Linked DNA regions of Homo sapiens: region 2 is linked to region 1. A link is an interaction called in ENCODE POLR2A ChIA-PET data of the cell type or tissue named here. Cell type or tissue: OCI-LY7. All regions are shown on one strand. Each heading gives the region's core, and the rest is flanking DNA. Links, peaks and the distances in the headings are about the cores only.

What was found. Peaks named below come from ENCODE experiments on the same cell type or tissue, not always from the same donor. Only the 100,000 strongest peaks of a DNase experiment are listed, where the experiment ranks them.
Region 2: POLR2A ChIA-PET joins it to region 1 with 10 read pairs; 3 of 35 experiments call an interaction of 5 or more read pairs at or near these places.

The regions. Positions count from the first base shown.
Region 1 is chr11:33,473,301-33,478,681 of GRCh38, forward strand. The region is part of intron 1 of KIAA1549L (KIAA1549 like); the gene reads left to right. Among named protein-coding and RNA genes, the nearest start is that of KIAA1549L, 100 kb to the left of the region's middle. RefSeq lists an enhancer at 4,846-5,135. In OCI-LY7, for the core only: no CTCF peak of the experiment used is centred there; DNase peaks (open chromatin) are centred at 171, 2,851, 4,431, 4,891 and 2 weaker places; H3K4me3 peaks cover 4,928 bases; H3K27ac peaks cover 4,886 bases.
Region 2 is chr11:33,547,910-33,553,290 of GRCh38, forward strand. It overlaps KIAA1549L (KIAA1549 like), which reads left to right. Exons shown (of 21, transcript NM_012194.3): 5 at 3,131-3,350; 6 at 4,199-4,332. Among named protein-coding and RNA genes, the nearest start is that of C11orf91, 150 kb to the right of the region's middle. In OCI-LY7, for the core only: no CTCF peak of the experiment used is centred there; no DNase peak of the experiment used is centred there.

The DNA.
Region 1 (5,381 bases), core at 111-5,110:
TAGAGTATTAAGTACTGTAGGGTCAAACCCAGGTGCTGAAGAAGCACCTAGGAGGGGCATCTGACCCAATCTTGGGCGAACAGGGGATACTTCCTGGAGGAGGTGATGTCCAAGACAAGTCTTAGAGGTTGCATAGGAGTTGTCAGGACATTGAAAGGAGGAAGAGAGAAAGACACGCGTGAAGGCTCATTGGTGAGAGGAACTATCAGCAGTTTAAAGTGGCCTAATTATAGTTACCTTCTCAAAGGCCCTGTCTTATAATCTCATTCCTTTGCCAAGCAGCCTACTATAGTGTCCTTTGCCTAAAGACTGTGTTCTCCGCTTCCGAGCATGGCATTCAAAGGCTCTCCACCATTTGGTCTCATATGCACGTTCCCTTCGAGTCATATTAGATTAGTCCCCATTCCCTGACCATTTTCCTCATTCTCCCCTCTTGGCTAATTTTATATCCTTTATCTAGAATAACCTTTCCTATCTTCTCCACTGGTCAAATCCTACTCCCTTCTGGGAAGTCCTAAGATGCTGTATTTTAAAAACAGATTAAAAAAAATCTGTTTTTGTGTTACTATAAAGGGATACCTGAGGTGGAATAATTTATAAGGAAAAGAGGTTTGATTGGCTCTTGGTTCTGCGGGCTGTACAAGCATGGCTCCAGCATCTGCTTCTGGTGAGGGCCTCAAGAAGCCTTCTATCATGGAGGAAGGGAAAGTGCACCAGCATCTCACATGGAAAGAGTAGGAGCAAGAGAGAGAGGGAGAAGGTGGCAGGCTCTTTAAACAACCAGCTGTCTCCTGCACTCAGAGCTAGAATTCACTCATTACCATATGGAGGGCACCAAGCCATTCATGAGTGATCCTCTGCCATGACCAAAACACCTCCCACCAGGCCCCACCTCCAACATCGAAAATTACATTTCAACATGAGATTTACAGGGGACAAACACCCAAACTATATCAGATGTCATCTGGCTTGTGAAGCCTTAAATTTGCCCTGAATTGGACTTACTTTGCCCCACCTCCGTGATTCCAGAGCTCATATCTTTCATTATGCAGCATTGATCACATTCAGTCGTACACTTTAGTTATATAACCTTTCCCTTGCTCGTTGCTCTTCTGTGAGCAACTTGAGGGCAGGGATGCAAGGCCAATTCATCTTTAAGTTCCACAGAGCTCTTTCTCTCGCTGTCTTAGAATCACATGTGTGACAATGCCTGACAATATGCGATTCTAAGAGACTGAGAGAAAGAGCACCCACTTTAGACTCAAGCCTGGGTTCAACTCTCTATCCTGGCACTAATGCTATGCCTTGGGGAAGCCCTTTAACTGCCCCTTGGGCTCCTAACTTCCTCATTTGTAAAAGAGAGATAATGATAATAGCCACTTTGGGAAGTGGGTTGGAGGATTAAATGAAATGGCATCAGCAAAGAGTACTGCATAGAAACTGGCACCCAGTAGGTACCCAATAAACACCTGCCAAACGAAATGGCTGCAGCCTAATTGCTGCTCAGTTTATTTTGGTTCTGCTTTTTCCAGGCGAGGGCCTGTCATCTTCATAAACACTCCAGCGTGAGGAATGGTGGAGGAATTCTAATTATTTGGTGTTATAGACTTTTTTTGTTAATTAAGGAGGGCTGCAATATTTTAAACTCACACGGGAATATCCAAGGGAATTGAAAGCCTTGCAGAATATGTATCTTCAGGGAATATGGTGTTGAGAACTCTGGGTGTGTGGGTTTGCTGGTTGCTGCTGCGGAGCTGTGAACATTTAAAGCAGCGAGTGTGCAAAAGAGGGAGCTTCTCATTCTCCTGCAATGACTTTCTGAGCAGAGGGGGCCAGAGCTGTATATGCCCCTAACACCCAATTCCTCACCTCGTCTTTTCTTTCTTATGGAGCCCTGATTCATAGAAGCTGGAGGTAGTTTTGCCTCTTCTGGTACTGTGGCTGCTAGTGTATGGATGCATATTTATTCATTTTTTACTTAGCCTTGTTCTAGAAAAGAATTTGCAGTGGTGAGCTTGTAAATATAGCCTGTTTCTTCTCCGTTTAATGGCTCTTAAACAAAAGTGCATATCAGATTTGACTAATGAACTTTTCAAAAAATATGTTTTTGGCCAGGCATAGTGGCTCACGTCTATAATCCCAGGGCTTTGGAAATCTGAGGTGGGAGGATCGTTTGAGCCCAGGAGTTCGAGGTTATAGTAAGCTATAATCATGCCAGTGTACTCCAGTCAGGTGACAGAGTGAGATCCTGTCTCTTTAAAAAAAAAAAAGGCCAGGTGCAGCGGCTCATGCCTGTAATCCCAGCACCTTAGGAGGCAGAGGCAGGAGGATCACTTGAGCCCAGGAGTTTGACACCATTCTGGGCAATATAGCAAGACCCTCATCTCGCTCTCTCAAAAAAAAAAAAAAATTAGCTAGACGTGGTGCACATCTATGGTCCCAGCTGCTCAGAAGGCTGAGGCAGGAGGATCACTTGAGCTCAGGAGATCAAGGCTGCAGTGAACTGTGATTGTGCCACTGTACTTCAGCCTGGGTGACAGAGTGAGACTGAGACTCCATCTCAAAAATTAAAACAAACAAAAATATAGTCTCTCTCCCGCCTGCCCCCCACCCAACTCCCCCCAGGTTGGGATTCATTAAATCTGGGGTGGGCCTGGTCACATTAGTATCCTTCAGTAAACCCTCACATGTGCCCATCCCTGCTTGAGAAGCTTGGCTGTAGATCACACACATGATCTTTTAAAACCTGGAAACTCCACACAACTGGTCTGGGCAATAGCCCGTGGGAGAGACGGCAAGTTTGAATGCTTCTCAGGAAATCTATTACTGTGCTGAAATTGGCAAACTGCCAAGGCAGCTTTGAAGGGAACAAGAATCTGCAGTTTTGTTGAAAGACAAGTTTACTCTGTAATCAGGGACTTGGCTAATGAGTGCATAGGCCATGCTGATTAGGGAATAAGACATCGAGATGAATGAATGGGGGTGTGTGCTCATTGGCGAAGCTCACCTCCATCTCTCTCTGTGGTCAGCCCAGAGGCTGGTGCCAGATGTTGAACTAGAGAAGCCTCAAGCTTATAAGCCACGGGTCAAATTCAAAGAGGTTATCCAAGAAGAGGAGGAACTAGTAGATGCTAGACGCCCAGAATCCAGAGCAGTTTTGATACAGCAGTCTTTAAACAACAAAGGTCAGATAGTGTCACCATTTTGCTTAAAACTCTTCAAAGGATTCCCATTGTACTTAAAGTCTGAACTCCATACAGTAGCCTACTGGCACCTACCTGTCCTGGCCTCTCTCACCTCTCTTCGTAGCTCCTACACTTCAGCTGCTATCCCTGGAATTCTCAAGCTCACCATTCTTTCAGAACCTTGCAGTTCCTTCTTCCAAGCGCATTGCCCCCAACCTCCCAGCTCCTGCTCATCATTCAGGTCTCAGCTCAGTTGTCCCCTTAGAGGGGCACAAAAATGTGCACCCTATTACAAATAAACTCTCCTAACGTCACACTGAAACACGTTACCCTGTCTTATCTTTGCTTTTTCACAAAACCTATTCCTACTTGAACATCTCTCGTTTATTTACTAATGTCTATTGTATGTCTCTTTCATTAGAATGTAGGCTTTGTGCGTTTTGTTTGGTTCTGTATCTCTGGCACCTGTAAGAGTATTAGGCACAGTTGGGAGTTCAACAAATAAGTGATTGAGTGAATGAATGAATCAAGCCAGTAAACTGGAGCCTAGAGGGCTGACCCCCAGACTGAAGTTCTGGCAACTCATGGTCAGTGCTTGATCAGGCCAAAGGCAGTAACACTTCAGTATCTATGCAAGAAGGTTGTTATTCAGTAGTAGCAGAGCTGTGTCAGTTAAGAATAGAGCTAAGTCAGCCTGCTTCTCCAGAGGAGTCTCCCTGGAGCCTTCTTGGTGTGGCCTGAGCCCGAGGAGGAGGAGGTGTTTCTACCTGGGTAGAATGCCCCCCACCACTTTTGGAACACTGGGTGGGGAGCTGAGAAGTCTGTCTCTGATACTTCAGAAAAAGTGAACGCTTAACAAGATGTAGAAATCCAGTGAGGTATGACTCACAGAAATGTTCTCTCTGACCTTCTGCCCAATGGGATGGAACACAATAAATTTCAAGATGTAAGATATTTAATGTAGGGTTTTTAGAAAGGCACTGTGATGAATAATCTGTGGTGGAGTGCCACGCAGGTGCACGCACACACACACAAACACACACACACACACACACACGACACTACCCCCCTTTGCATGTGGTTCTCTTCGGTTAACTCTTGCTCACTTTTCCAGCCTTGTTAAGGTGCCATTTGCTTTGGGAATCACTGGGTGCTGGTCAAAGTGCTCATATTGGGTGATCTCTTTAGATGGCTTTGTCTGAGCACATCCTCCCCTCTTGGGATTGTCAGTTACTTGCTCCCACCCTCACTTCCTAGAACTGTGAGCTCCTCGAAGGACTGTATAATTTGTCTTTATGTTTCTGTCACCCAGCACAGTGTCTGATCTACCATGGTGCTTAATAAATGTCTGCTGAATGCACAGATGCATACACACACACACACACACACCACTGTGGGAAACCACTTACGTTTTGTCCAAGTTCATAGACCCAAGGAACAGCCCCAGAGGCACAGAGCACCTGCTGTACTAAAATAGGTGGAGACCTGTGAACTACAGGTAAGACAAGAGGTCCAGCTACATTTAGACAGAAGGCTTATGGTCCAGCCAGAGGGGGTGTTGGCTTGTCACATAAAAGGGAAAGGCTTGAGTGTTTCTCTGATATTTACTTCCCCTACAGTAAAAGGGCAGGACAGGGGAACCAACCTAGCGACATTAAAATCATTGTCTTCTGTGGTATGCAGATTCACCTGACCTTGAACTCACTGATGACATGGTATCGATTGCACCACCACCTGCAGTCCTGCAGCAGCAGCTGCCAGCAGAAGCCATGCTAACAGAACTCACAGAGGCAAGTTTTGTTCTAGCCTGACAAGCATGCCTGGCTTTGCAAGCCCCCCAGACGGGCAAAGGTTTCTGCAAAGCTATGTCTTGCAGGGATTGCAGTTTTGTCTTGGGGAAAACACAGATTGGCCTGAACCCGTTGGGGGAGGAACAGAGCGAAAGAGGTTTTTTCAAGCTCTGCAGAGCTGTTATAACCACATGGAGCGGATTTCAGAGCTGATGGGCTCCGCCTGCAGAAGGCTGCATAGCAACAAGGGAGGAGTTCTCCATTTCTGTCCTTTTAAAGAGCTGGTCACAGATAGGAATAGCATTTTTTTCCATCTGATTTTTATGTTGTCCTTCATGTAAACAGTAAGCCATGATTTTGCTTTATATGGACAGATAGAGTGGTCACAGTTCAAGCCCTTCACTTG
Region 2 (5,381 bases), core at 135-5,134, 75 kb after region 1:
CCATCACAGTCTGGCTCTTGGGTCTAGAATATGTTTAGATTGTTTTCCTCCTTTCTAGGGATCATAACAACACTGGCCAGAAGTAGAATCTGTCTTCACTTTGGCAACTAGCTAATGTGTAGTGGCTTGAGAAAAAGGTCAAATTTTGAGATGGAAAATGGAGACTAATTGCTTTATGTCTAGATTTATTTTTAAAGATTGGATATATTGGCCAGGTGGGTGGCTCACACCTGTAATCCTAACACTTTGGGAGGCCGAGGCAGGTGATCACTTGGGGTCAGGAGTTTGAGACCGGTCTGGGCAACATGATGAAACCCCGTCTCTACTAAAAATACAAAAATTAGCTGGGCGTGGTGGCAGGTGCCTGTAATCCCAGCTACTCGGGAGGCTGAGACAGGAGAATCGCTTGAATCCAGGATGTGGAGGTTGCAGTGAGCTGAGATCATGCCGCTGCACTCCAGCCTGGGTGACAGAGCGAGTCTCTGCCTCAAAAACACACACACAAACAAACAAACAAGCCTGGATATATTGTTTTAAACCATCCCATTATCCCATCGTTTGGGGAAAGTATTTACATTGTTCATGTAATTTTCTAGAAAACTCTCCATTGCTTTTCCCCTTATTTTCATCACTATTGTAAACAGTGATTTATTTCTGGACATTTAAAAATTATCCTGACTTGTAAATCGAGTCCGACTTTGCTTAAATTGCCCACTGCAGACAGGGAAGTAACATTTTTTCTTTTAATGCCAAGTACTGTTTAATGAGTGCTGGCTGATTTTGATGTCTTATCCAAGAGATGGAAGCTTCACTTTACATCTTTGGGTTTGATTCCAAGTTTTCAAACAGTAAATGCAGTTGGCAGTCAGTAGACTCCCATTTGCACCACTAAAAACTATTGCTGTGGCTTCTTCTTTTGATGTTCTGTCCTACAGCTGCAGTCAGCTTACTGACCCCCTCCCTCCCATCAACACCAAGGACTAGAAAGGAGATTCGGCACATACTTTATTGATCATTGTCGATCTCTTTTATATATTTCTAAAAAAGAAGAAAAAAGAAATGCATTATATGAGAGGCTTTTATGATTTCTGCACCAGAAACTTTATGGGAAGTTGAAAATGTGAATATTTCCATTTAATTGCCTGATACAATTTTCACTAATCTTCAAACATTCTCAAACTGCTTTTACAGTTTTGGTCTTTGCTGCATATCTTTACAGACCAGTGTGACAATGAGTATTTTTTTTTTTATGGATTCTGTTTTAAAAACTTAAGCACATTTTTTTGAAAGGGCATTTGATATTACCACCATAAATGGAAATCAAAATCATTTGCCACAAATAAAAGGTGATGGTAAGAATGAGAATAATGGAAACCAAACAGCTTGTTAAATTCAGGCTAGAGGTTGTTGCTTGCAGAAGGCTCTAAGGCTGAGCCTGGTATCCCTTTGTTTGTTTGTTTATTTAAAAAAGGAATTAGCAAGGGTTAGAGAGATGTTAAAAGCAAATATTCACTAAACTGAGACTTATTCCTTGGGGTCATTAGAAGGGTTGAAAGGGAACAACTTTCTCACTGAGTGATTTAGTTGATTTAGTGTTGTCTTGTGCTGTGTCCACGTTCCATGCTGAAATACCTCTTGTTCCACCTAAAATCATCTTGAGCACCATCTTCATGAAAAACTGACCGGGAGCACACAATGTGGAGGAAGCAAAGGCACACCCATCCTGTTGCAAAATCAGTTGTCTTGCTTCCTTTGGAAAATACACATGGAGATGCAAGAATATGGGGAGAAAGCAGGTGTCAAAAACTTCCTGGCCGGGCACAGTGTTTCATGCCTATAATCCCAACACTTTGGGAGGCCGAGGTGGGAGGGTCACTTGAGGCCAGCAGTTTGAGACCAGCGTGGGCAACGTAGTGAGAACTCCATCTCTACAAAACATATGTAAGTTAGCCAGGTATGGTGGCACACACCTGTAGTCCTAGCTACTCGAGAGGCTGAGGTGGGAGAAATGCTTGAGCCCAGGAGGTCAAGGCTGCAGTGAGCTGTGATCATGCCACTGTACTCCAGTCTGGGTGACAGAGCAAGACCCTGTCAAAAAAACAAAAAACAAAAAAAACAAACAAAAAAAGAAACAAAAAAAAAAAACACAAAATGAAACCCTGAGTTCCAGTTTTACAAGATGAAAAGAGTTCTGGAAATGGATAGTAGTAATAGCTGTACACCATTATGAATGTGTTTAATAGCACTGAACAGCACACTAAAAAATAGTTAAGATGGTAGATTGTATATTGTGTGTTTTTTACCACAATAAAAACTTGGAAAAAAAGGAGCTGCATACATATACGTATGTGTATATATGTTACTCTTTTCTCTGTTTTTCAAATATACAGATTCTGTAATAAACATTATATTTAATATATAAAAACCAAAACAAATTAAAAAAAAACCCTGAACTGTAAATATGTAACACCAAGAAAGAAAAAAAGAAAAAATAAGAATAAAATCTAAAGCCTGAAAATCTTGCAGTTGAGACAGAAAGAGCTCAGACCATCAGTGTCCCCTAGGATTCAGCTGTCAGAGAAATTCTCTGGTGCATCCTGCCTTGGTCTTGAACCAATTTACAAGCCAAGGACAGAGTCTGAACAAGTCTTCTCTCTGCTTCTAGAAAGAGGAATTCACTTTACTTACTCCTTGACCGGTGCCCCCAAGGTTCCCCCACTTAATCTATCATTTCTACCTTTTAATTCTCATAAATGATGAGAAATATAAGAAAGTGATTTTCCCCAGCATTTCATTCACTGAAAATCTCTTTGAACTACTCTCTCCTCCCTACCTTTTTGGTAATAATAATTGATGGTCACAGGATTATACTGAGGCACTTAATAAAAAAGATACAGATTTAATTCTATACCATGAAGGTTTGATGTAAATTATATTTTGTTGTTTTTGTGATATTTTGAGACTTGCCAATCCAAACTATGCTTTATAGAATTGTTAAGAATATTTGTTGAACGAGAACATTCTATTCTCCAGTCTTGTTTCTAACAGCCGTGGTTCTAAGAAATACCAGGAAGAACTTAAAGTGCTGTGGAAATAAACAATGGGTTTTGTGGGTCCATTTGTTTTGTAGGTGGACATTCTGGAATATTCTCATAATGTCACAGTTGGTTATTATGCTACCAAAGGGAAGTTGGTGTATTTGCCTGCTGTGGTGATCGAAATGCTGGGTGTGTATGGAGTCAGCAACGTCACTGCAGACCTGAAGCAACACACCCCACACTTACAGTCTGTGGCAGTACTTGCCTCCCCATGGAATCCCCAGCCTGCAGGCTACTTCCAGCTAAAAACAGGCAAGTGACTCGGAAGGAAGGGATTTTCATCCATTCTTGGGTTCAGGGCCAGTACCAAGTGGACACCTGTTTAAAAGCTCCATTGCTAGCTGCTGTGTCATTTTTTAGTCCCTGTGAACCTTCTTCAAAGGGTCCTGCTAATCAAATGTCCCAGTTCCTTGCACATCAGCCTAAACTCTTCCAACCCTAGATTTGTTAGAAATGTTCTATCATAGGAGCCTTCCTTCCCAATTTACAAACTTAGTACTTTTGAGCTCCAGGTACTATATTTTATATTTCTTTCTATATTATCAGTGGGTACTAATAATAGTTGAACATGCAAAAAAAAAAAATCTGTGGTTTGGAGTAATGGATTCCAGATACCACTGAATGAGAATCTCTGAGTTTAGGTCTTCGAATATATTTTTTTCAAACTCTCTGGTGATTTCGGGTCTGCAAAGTTTGTAACCTACAAGAGTGGAGGAACTCTTAAAATCGAAACACTCAATCAACTTAGCAATGGAGGTCAATGATTTTCTTCCCTCCAAAGAAATAGAAGGCATGATCTCTCTTAGATTGTGATTTGTCAGTCTTTGAGCAGATGTCTACATATTCCAATCAAATAAAATCATAAAATCTTTTGCATTGGAGGGAATCTCTGGTTCGATCGTGCTTTTAATTCTTCTGTGTTATATAATTCATCTTAGGAGCCACTTTCAAAACTACAAGCAAACCTTGTCTGGCCTTATTATTTATTTGCCTAATTCCTCTCATCTAAAATCGTGCTGTTTTATATTATGACCACTGTTAAATCCAAGGAACTGAGACATGGAGCTTTAGTGAGCACTGATTGACTTCTCTCATTCTAGTGCTGCAGTTTGTGAGCCAAGCGGACAACATACAGTCCTGCAAGTTTGCTCAGACAATGGAACAGAGGCTGCAGAAGGCATTCCAGGATGCCGAGAGGAAAGTCCTGAATACCAAAAGCAACTTGACAATTCAGGTAGGGAGGAAGGTGCTTCAGGCTGTGTAGTTGACAGACAACCACAATGCAGAGTCTGGCAAGAAATGACTTGGGTCTTCCCTTTCAGAGCTACCATGTATAAATGTAACTTTGTACTTCAGACATTGGTGAGGATGTCTGGGGTATGGCCATGACAGGAGGGATGCTGTGTCACTGTGCACCTATTGTGGTTTGGGGTTTTATATTTCTTTCCCCATGGGATGCTTTCTGAGGCCTTTCTAATACATTTATTATTTTGAAAAGTTGAACTAGGCTGTACTGTATATGTCAAATTTCTAATATAAGATGAATAAATGAATCAATTCTAAGTAGCTAAGTCACCAAGATTTGCCCGTTCTGTGATTTTATGCATTGGCTTATATTCCAGTTGCCTTAGTTTAGACACATGCCAACACACACACACACACACACACACACACACACACACACACACACACACACATGCGTTTTATATTGAAGTCTTTACTATGTGCCAGGAACTGTGCTAAGTGTTTTACAAATATTTTCCTACCTAATACTTAAGACATCCTTCTGAGGTATTCTTACTCCCATTTCACAGAAGAGAGAACTGAGAGGCTAAGAAACTTCCAGAAGGTCACACGGTAAAGAATGGAAGAAGGACCTGAGTCAATCCACTACACCATACTCACGTCAATGCAGTGTAGAAATGGGGTCCTTAATGAAGCCTGTGTCAAACAACAGAATTCTTTCCCAGGGAAAATCCCTGGGAAATGAATCATGGCATGAGTGAGGAGGAAGTAAGAGATGAGGTTAGAAGCTACAGGAGTCTTAAGAGTTAAAGGGTGATGGGAAAGCGTCCCCTGTAGGGGCTGCTTTTATTGGGGGACAGGATTTTAGATGCTCTAAACAGCCCTTTTAAACATTTAAACAGCCCTTTTAAAAATTTTTTAATTATTTGTAGAGATGGAGTCTCCATATATTGCCTAAGCTGGTCTCTAACTCCTGGGCTCAAGCAATTCTCCCTTCGCGGCCTCCCGAAGTGCTGGGATTACAGGCATGAACCACCA